Linked DNA regions of Homo sapiens: region 2 is linked to region 1. A link is a loop called in an ENCODE intact Hi-C map of the cell type or tissue named here. Cell type or tissue: Caco-2. All regions are shown on one strand. Each heading gives the region's core, and the rest is flanking DNA. Links, peaks and the distances in the headings are about the cores only. Region 1 overlaps MIR4300HG (MIR4300 host gene). Region 2 has its middle 120 kb from the start of MIR4300HG.

Region 1 (4,398 bases), core at 257-4,256:
TTTCACTCAGTTTTTTAAAAATGTTTATTTTATTTTCAGGGGTCCATGTGCTGCTTTGTTTCATAGGTAAATTTGTGTCTTGAGGGTTTGTTGTTCAGATTATTTCATCATCCAGATATTAAGCCTAGTAGTACCCATTAGTTATTTTTCCTGATCCTCTCACTCCTCCCATCCTCTACCCTCCAATAGGCCCTTTCCCCACATTTTTTCTTTGTATCTAAGATCTATTTGGACATGATAGATCCGTTTGATGTTCCCTGAAGAAATGTACTTTCTATCATGCACACATGGACGCACATGGACATGAACATATACATATTCTCATTTTCTGAATGATTTGAGAGTAAATTGGAGAGACATCATGGTTATTTCTAAATACTTTAGCATGTGTATCCTAAGTACAAGTAAAAACCATAATATACTTATTTAATTAAGAAGATGTAACAATGATACAACACTATTACATAATCCATAGTACAAATTCAAATTCCATCAATTGTCTCAATAGCATTCTTTTTTGTTTTTATTTTTACCAAGTTCAAGATACAATCTTATAATGTAGATTCCATTTAGTTGTCGTGTCTTCTTTGTCTGCTTTATTCTGAAACAGTTCCACAAACTTTCTTTGTCTTTCTTGACCTTGACAGTTGTGAAGAACATGTGAAAGTTTTTTTTTTAAATGTTTTCAATTCGCATTTATATAATATTTTCCAATGCTTAGATTCATGTTATAAACTTTTGGTAGAAATGACAAGATACGATGTTGTGTGATTCTCAGTACATCATCTCAGAAGACTAAATGGTGTTAGTTTATCCCAATCACATTTATGTTAACATTAATTACTTGATTAAAGTGTTGTCTATCAGATTTCTGCGCTATAAAGTTAGTATTATTTTCTTTGTAACTAAAAAAGTACTTTGTGAGGAGATACTTTGACATTATGTAAATAACCATTCCTCAATAAACTTTCTCTCAATGAATTTTAGCAGTCATTGATAATTTTTGAAAATCATATTTTTTTTTTTAAATATAGTGTTTCATCTTCTACAATATGAGCCTTTCCTTTTTCCTTCCTTTTCTTTCAGTGTAGACTTATGGGTTTCTCCTGTATTCAACTTCTTGGGGAAGTTTCAGCCGTAATTCCTTCAAATACTTTTTCAGTATTCTTTCTCTTCTTTAACTCCAATGAAATGAATATTAGATCTTTTGTTATTGTCTCTTAAATTCCTCAGAATCTGTTCATACTTTTTTCTCTGTTGATTAGATTACATAATTCTTACTGATTTATAATCAAGTTTACTGGCTCTTTTTACTGTCAATTACATTCTGCTATGGAGTACATTTAGTGAGTTTTTTTCTTTAATTTCAGTTATTGGATTTTTCAGCTCTTGTATTTTAATTTTTGTCTTCATATGTTTTTAGTTGCTGAAACATTCTCTTTTAACATTTGTTTCAAAAATATTTGAAATTGCTCATTTGGTTTTTATAAGGGCTCCTTTAAAATCTTTTGATGATAATTGCCATATTTGAGTCATCTTGACTTTGGCATCTGCTGAGTGTCTTTTCCCATGAGAGTTTAACCTTTCAAGGTTGAGGAATTTTTAATTGAATCCTGGACATTTTAAATATTATGTCAAGAGTCTGGGTCTTAATTTAAATGCTGTGGAAAATGTTGATGTTTTTGTTTTAGCAGGCAATTTATCCAGTTAGGTTCATGCTGCATGTTCCAAACCTGCTTCTGTGCGCTGGGATTCCAAAGTCAAACTGCGAAGCCTTTGTAGAGCGCTTCACATCTGTTTCCAAGTGCACCACCCAGTGGACAGTCTGGGTCCTGGGCAGTAGTTTACCTGTAGTTTAGTTCTCAAACTTTTAGGTATGTTAGTTAGGTTCCCATCATGGCATGGGTGAGCCCAGAGCTCATAAACAACTTTATGAGGCCACTTGCCCAGGCTCCTCTTTGTAATCTCCCTAGTACTGTGATTCCCAGGTGCTCTCTTTTACAGCGTGGTCCCATCCTGTTGGAACTGCTTCCTCAGTAAAGGGAGAGGAAAACTAGACTGCCTCAGAGTTTTGGCTCCTGTGGCCTTCCATTATGGGTGGCTGTCTTCCACTCTTACCCGCATCCCCATGGGATTACTTGGGAGTTGGAGTATGAGAAATGGAGGGAAAAAAGAAGAAAATAGGGTGATTTCTGCACTCTTTCTGTGGGTATGAGAATTTCCTTCTAGGTCCTCCTTCCAGAACAGGAGGGGTTTCCCTAGAGCTCTTTCTGTAGTGCAGTACTTACCTCAGGGTTTGAAGCTGTGTTAAATTCAGGCCAGATAACTCTGGAGGAAAACTTCGCAAATGTGCTTTTTCCATCTTGCGTGGACCACACCTCCTGTTTCATTTGATATGTGCTATTGGAAGGAGTTTAAGAAGGTTGGGGTTCATAGTAGGACAAATAGACAGCACAGAGTGTCCAGAGTTAAGAGGTAAGGCTGAGAGGCAGTTAGCAACCTGGGTAGAGACTTATAAACTATAAGGAATAGGGCTTCTTAGATGTGGCTCTTGGTTTTGAGTCTCCTAGAATATTTTTAAAAATTCATAAAAAAAGTTTACAGTTACATTGTATTTTAAATTATTTTTACTGGCAAAGTGGTGATCTTATGGTAAAAAAAACAAGTAGCAATAGTCTCATGTGATGATTTTAAGAAATATGAGACCTTATACAAATGTGCACAGTGGCCCAAATAGCTTTGTTTGTTTTTATTTTAAGTTCAGGGATACATGTGCAGAATGTGCAGGTTTGTTACATTGGTATACATGTGCCATGGTGGTTTGCTGAACCTATCAACCCATCATCTAGGTTTTAAGCCTTCCATGCATTAGGTATTTGTCCTACTGTTTTGCCTTCCCTTGCCCCTCACCCCCGAGAGGTCTTGGTGTGTGATGTTTCCCTTCCTGTGTCCATGTGTTCTCATTGTTCAATTCCCACTTATGAGTTGGAACCATAGCATAAAAAACTATAACATAAAAAAAAAACAACATAACATAAAACCAAAACATGCAGTGTTTGGTTTTCTGTTCCTGTGTTAGTTTGCTGAGAATGATGGCTTCCAGCTTCATCCATGTCCCTGCAAAGGACATGAACTCATCCATTTTTATGGCTGCATAGTATTCCATGGTATATATATATATATGTCACATTTTTTTTATCCAGTCTATCATTGATGGGCATTTGGGTTGGTTCCAAGTCTTTGCTTTTGTAAATAGTGCTGCAATAAGCATATGCGTGCATATATCTTTATAGTAGAATGGATTTATAATCCTTTGGGTATATATCCAGTAATGAGATTAATGTGTCAAGTGGTATTTCTGGTTCTAGATCCTCGAGGATTCACCACTTGGTCTTCCACAGTGGTTGAGCTAATTTACACTCCCACCAACAGTGTAAAAGTGTTCCTATTTCTCCACAGCCTCACCAGCATCTGTTGTTTTCTGACTTTAAATAATTGCCATTCTAACTGGCACGAGATGGTATATCCTTGTGGTTTTGATTTTCATTTCTCTAATGATCAGTGATGATGAGCTTTTTTTCTATATGTTTGTTTGGCCAAATAGCTTTCTCACCTGGACTCTCTCTTGCTGTGCTTGGTCCATCTAACACAATTGCGTGCTGTATCTGGAGACTAGTGGAAACTATTGAAAGATTTTAGTGAGTGCATTGGTACTATGAAAGAGTATTTTGTTGGCACGTGGGAGGATACATGGAGAGAGAAAAAGTAGATGTGGAAACATCAGTTATCAGGCTATTAGTGTAATCCAGACAGTGATACACAGTATAATGCCCCTCAAAGATATCCAAGTCCTAATCCCTGGAAATTGTGACTGTTTTACATAGCGAAAGGGACATTGTAGGTGTGATTAAGTTAAGGACTTTGGAATGTGGAGATTAACTTGGATTATTTTCGTGGCACAATCTAATCATATGAGCCCTTAAAAATAGAGAATCTTTGTTAGCTGTGGTCAGAGAAAGATACAGGAATACAAATCTGGGCCAGATGCTATACTGGTGGCTTTGAAGACTGATGAAGGGGACCGTGAGCCAAAAAATGCTGGTAGTTTCTAGTGGAAGAGGCAAACAAAATAAAACAAGACAAAACAAAACAAAAACAAAACAACAACAACAAAAAACCCCACACCCAGATTCACTCCTAGAACCAACAGAAAGAAACACGTCCCTTCTGATTCCTTGATTCTAGCTCAATAAAAACCTGTCAGGCTTCTGACCTACAAAATTGTAAGAAAATAAATTTGTGTTCTTCTATGCCACTAAGTTGATAGTAATTTGTTATGGTAGCACTAGAAAACTGTGTATAAGTGTACATTGATAGTGAACTGAACAAGTCTATTAG
Region 2 (4,398 bases), core at 118-4,117, 210 kb before region 1:
CATTAGTTCAGGTAATAGCAGCTTATTAGCATTTATTCTTCCATGTTAAAAATATACACTCCTTTAAGGACAGTGACAGCTATGTAATTTTTGGGGCCCAATGCAAAATAAACATGTGAAGCCCTAGCAGGGCATAGTAGTCAATCTCTTCTTCTCCTGTGTCTTCTGCCCTAATCAGTAGTGAAGGGCAACCGCTAAAGGTTTTCAACCTCCTTTCAGGAACTTGCCTGGTACCAGGATTGGGGATGGGTGGGGGACCATCTCCAAATTACCTCTAAACTCCCTGTGGTGTTGCTAGCCCAGAGCAGAGATGGTTGCTGACTTACTCTACTACCAGACACCACCCCACAATGCAGACCTTCACCTTGCCTGTACCAAGGCCCCTGAAGGAGGTGGAGGGGGGTGGAGAGAACTGGGCCTTGAGACCTTTTGTTGGAGGTCAACAGCAGGCTGGGGTGGGAAAAGAAGGATCAGGGATGATGTGGGATAGGGACAAAGGGACTGAAGAGGAAGCCTGAGAATATGTTGAGGAAGTGAGGAAGTGGCAGGAGGGAGGACCCTGTGTGAGCTGATGCATCAAGCTCCCACCAGCCCATGCTCCATTGTCCCATCATGCTTTACTTTAAAAAGCCAATTCAAAGACAAAATTATTAAAAATTTCAAGACAATTGCTGTAGAGCATTAAACCCCAAGTGCATGGGCCCTTATGAGCATGGAGCCCTGCAGGACTGCACAGGTTGCAAACCCAAGAAACAGGCTCTGTTTAAAGAACTATTCTTCGTTGTTGCTGATGAACCAGGCAGCATGGAGTTTTCAGGGGGGGAATGTGGAAGCTAGAGAAGCAGTTGTTAGGCTTTGGGAAACACACCTCGCTAGAGCTCTGGCTCCCTCATCTCCTGGTAGCTAACCTCTGACAAGCCATTTCTCTTCTCCTGGTACAGTTAATCTGCCTCTCTAAAATGGGGAATCTAAGGCAGAAAATCTAAGTGTGTCTGTGTGTGTAAGTTCAAGGTCACACAACTAAACACTGGCAGGGAGGCTCATCCTTACCCTGTATAACTCCAAAATCCATACTATTTGCCTATATGATTTTGTCTTCTTAGGCAATAATGTCAGTGGTTATTAACCCTTTAGTGTGTTGAAACTTTGACAAGTTAGTGAACTCCACAAATCTGCCATGAAGAATAATAAAGCACATGGAAAGCCATTTTACATAAAATTTCAGGGGGTTTACAGAGCCGATATGGTGTGGGTCTGTGTCTCTGCCCAAATCTGATGTCAAATTATAATCCCCAGTGTTGGAAGTGGGGCCTGGTGGGAGGTGATTGGATCATGGGGGTGGATTTCCACCTTTGGTGCTATTCTCATGATAGTGAGTGAGTTATTTTGAGATCTGTTTGCTTAAAAGTGTGTAGCACCTTCCCCCTCTTCTCTCTTCCTCCTGCTCAGGACATGTAAAGATGCCCCAGATTCCCCTTTGACTTCCACCATTATTGTAAGTTTCCTGAGGCCTCCCCAGCCATGCTTCCTGTGCAGCCTGCAGAACCATGAGCCAATTAAACGTCTTGTCTTTATTAATTACCAAGTCTCAGCTATTTCTTTATAGTATTACCCATTGCCAGAACAGACTAATACAGAGCCCCTGAAGCCTATCTATGAACCAGGGTGAAAGCCCTGAAGAAGTGAAAATGCCTCCCATATTGCCTGAGGGATGAGGCTTTCAATTGGGATGTACTGAGTTTGTACTGGCTGCGTTGCAGAGTGCTACATTCTCTTTCTCATTAATTTCATAGACTGTCTCGGACAAAGTATTCTTTTCTGGCTCCTGGTTTTTTCCTGCCTTATTTTTGTGGTAGCAACACATTTTCTTCACTGAATTCTCCGCAGGGAGATCTCCCTGCCTTATGCACAGTCTGTTAGGAACAAGTCATCCTTTTTGAAGAAAAACAAGAGCAGTCTTTTGAAATGAATCCCTTTAAAGGACATCTGGTGTGACATTAAGCTTCATTCCTTTCTGGTCGAGAGAGCCACAATCACACAGGCTGGGTGTGTGCGGGATGCAACTTTCACAACTCCAGTCACTGCTGTAGGCAGCACAGGGCCCCACAGATGGCGTCAGTAGCCCAAAGATGAAGTCTGGAGGCAAAAGCCTGTGTGTTTCAGGCTTGGCAATGTATTATTTATGAAGGGAAATTAACTTTGAAATCTTCTTAGTTTGCCCCCAGCAATATACACAGGAAACCTGATTTTCTCAGTACAAGGTAATAAATAGTCCTTCTAACAAATTAGATGAATTCTGATGTCTGTTTTCTGGTACTTTGTAGTTATGGGTATTTGGCTTCTTTTTTGTTATTAATATTAAAAATATCCCTGCTTTACAGAGAAGAATGTCTAAGTGGGCTTGTGAAGTCTTGGGAGGAGAGGGACAAAAAATTAAAATCCTGATGAAATGCAAAAGACTCAGTCTGGAAATTTTGTATTGTTGCTTAAAAGCTAATTTTCAGCTCTTTTCACGTTCATTGTTGTAGTCAGTTCATATGCAGTGTGGCGGAAAGAGTATTCTGCTTTAGAGTCAGGCAAATCTGAATCTGAATCTGATTTTTTTTTTTTTTTTTTTTGCCATTTGGAAGTTGTGTGATTCTAGGTGAGTTACTTAAATTTCCTGAAACTTAGTTTCTTCATGTGCAAAATGGGTTTATGATACCTAGTTTATAGAGTGGTTGTGCACACCATGTGAGTCATATAAACTAGATGGTGCAGGGTGAACATTCAATAGATACTAAATCTATTCCTTTTTATAAACATGTTGCTGGCCTGAAGATATTGCAGATTACCTATATTCATAATATCTGTGAGACAGTTTTCAAGTGAGAATTTGCCTGAAATAAATGTTTGGATATTACTTGAGAAGAAAAGGATAGAGAAGTAACTATGTTTCCAGAAGGTAATTAAAATTTTATACAATGGCAGATGAACATGGAAGACAAGTGCCATATGAGTCATGTGGGTCTGGAAAGTAAATTCTGCCAACATAATATCACAAATAAGACCAAGGACTGGGAATGTCTTCTTAGAATAACAGTTAATTTTGCACCATGGTAGAGCAATCACTTATGACTGGGTCATATCTCAGCTCCACTAGTTCCTAATTATGCAACTTGGGGCAGGTTGCACATAACCTCTCTGAACCTCAGTTTCCACATATGTAAAATGTAGATGGCATCATTATTTTCCTATTCCATGAGAAAAGGATTGTCTTGAGGGTTAAACAAGCTAGTATGTAATAGCAACTTAGGCCAGTGTTAAGCAAATGGTAAGCAGTTCTTTTTGATGTTTTTGCTGTTATACATGAGGATGTTGCAGTGGATAAGCCGAAAGATCTGTTGCTAGAAAATCTAGGATCCAGTTTTTGTTCTGGTCACTTAATGACAATGTGAATCTGGAAAAATCATTGACTTGGTTTTTTCTTTGATCAAATGCTTATCATCATGGTAATAATCCCTACACCAGCCCCCTCAGAGGATTTTCCTGAGCATTGGCTATAGCCTAATGTAGCTGTAATTCAGAGATGTGGACGGATGCGCTGAAAATCTTATTAGGAGAAGCCATGTCAAAGGAAGCCTGAGGTGACTGTCTTAAAAAGAGGAACAGCTGCACAGGAAAAAGACGCTTATGAGCTAAGAACAACTGGATGGCATCCAGAAGGGGGAAAAAACCTGTGATTACTCTGTGTTCCTTTCACAAGGAGGAAATGAAAGAAGAACAACATCTTCTAAAATGACCCAGGGAATCATGTGCACAACTGACACCATGCCACAGACAGTAATCAGGGAGAGCTGTGGGAGGAGAAATCCAGACAGTGCCTAAAACTGAGGCTCTGGGAAAAAAGACACAAGAAGCTGCCTCTTTCCTCAGCCTTCTGAGTGAAGTGAAGGACATAGATGGAAGTTTAGGCAGCTTGGGGGATTTTGGGAATCTGTGCAACACTACCAACTTGACCATTGTTTTATATGATTTCTGAACTTTATATTTGTCTTGAGGTAAATTTGTGGTTAGAAGATATTTCTGATGTTTCAGGTATTTCCAGGAGGGGTAGAGGTGGTGACATCCACAGCAAAGGTCATATACCATGCAATTAATGTTCCTAAGCATTGGCCTGGCTATAAGATACTATAAGATATCAACATGCTTTGGAAACTGTAAAAGGGGCATTCAAACATTTGTCATAAGCATAGCTGTGATTGCTATGTCTTGAGTGGCAGCATGATAAAGTAGATGGAACATAATTTTGAAATCAGCTATCTTTGGGTCTGAATCTTGTCTCAGACACTCCCTGGTGGTAGGTGTAAGTTGGGAGAAAATAAATTCTAGGTGATGGGGCAATGTATAAGTAAGAAG

What was found. Hi-C counts contacts between places; a loop is a spot of excess contacts. Peaks named below come from ENCODE experiments on the same cell type or tissue, not always from the same donor. Only the 100,000 strongest peaks of a DNase experiment are listed, where the experiment ranks them.
Region 2: it touches region 1 in a loop (19-fold over the local background); 3 of 110 quality-filtered maps call a loop at or near these places.

What each region holds. Positions count from the first base shown.
Region 1 is chr11:82,312,706-82,317,103 of GRCh38, reverse strand. The region is part of intron 3 of MIR4300HG (MIR4300 host gene); the gene reads left to right. Among named protein-coding and RNA genes, the nearest start is that of MIR4300HG, 89 kb to the left of the region's middle. In Caco-2, for the core only: a CTCF peak has its summit at 1,825 (motif pointing left); a DNase peak (open chromatin) is centred at 1,813.
Region 2 is chr11:82,520,978-82,525,375 of GRCh38, reverse strand. No RefSeq gene overlaps it. Among named protein-coding and RNA genes, the nearest start is that of MIR4300HG, 120 kb to the right of the region's middle. In Caco-2, for the core only: no CTCF peak of the experiment used is centred there; a DNase peak (open chromatin) is centred at 2,097.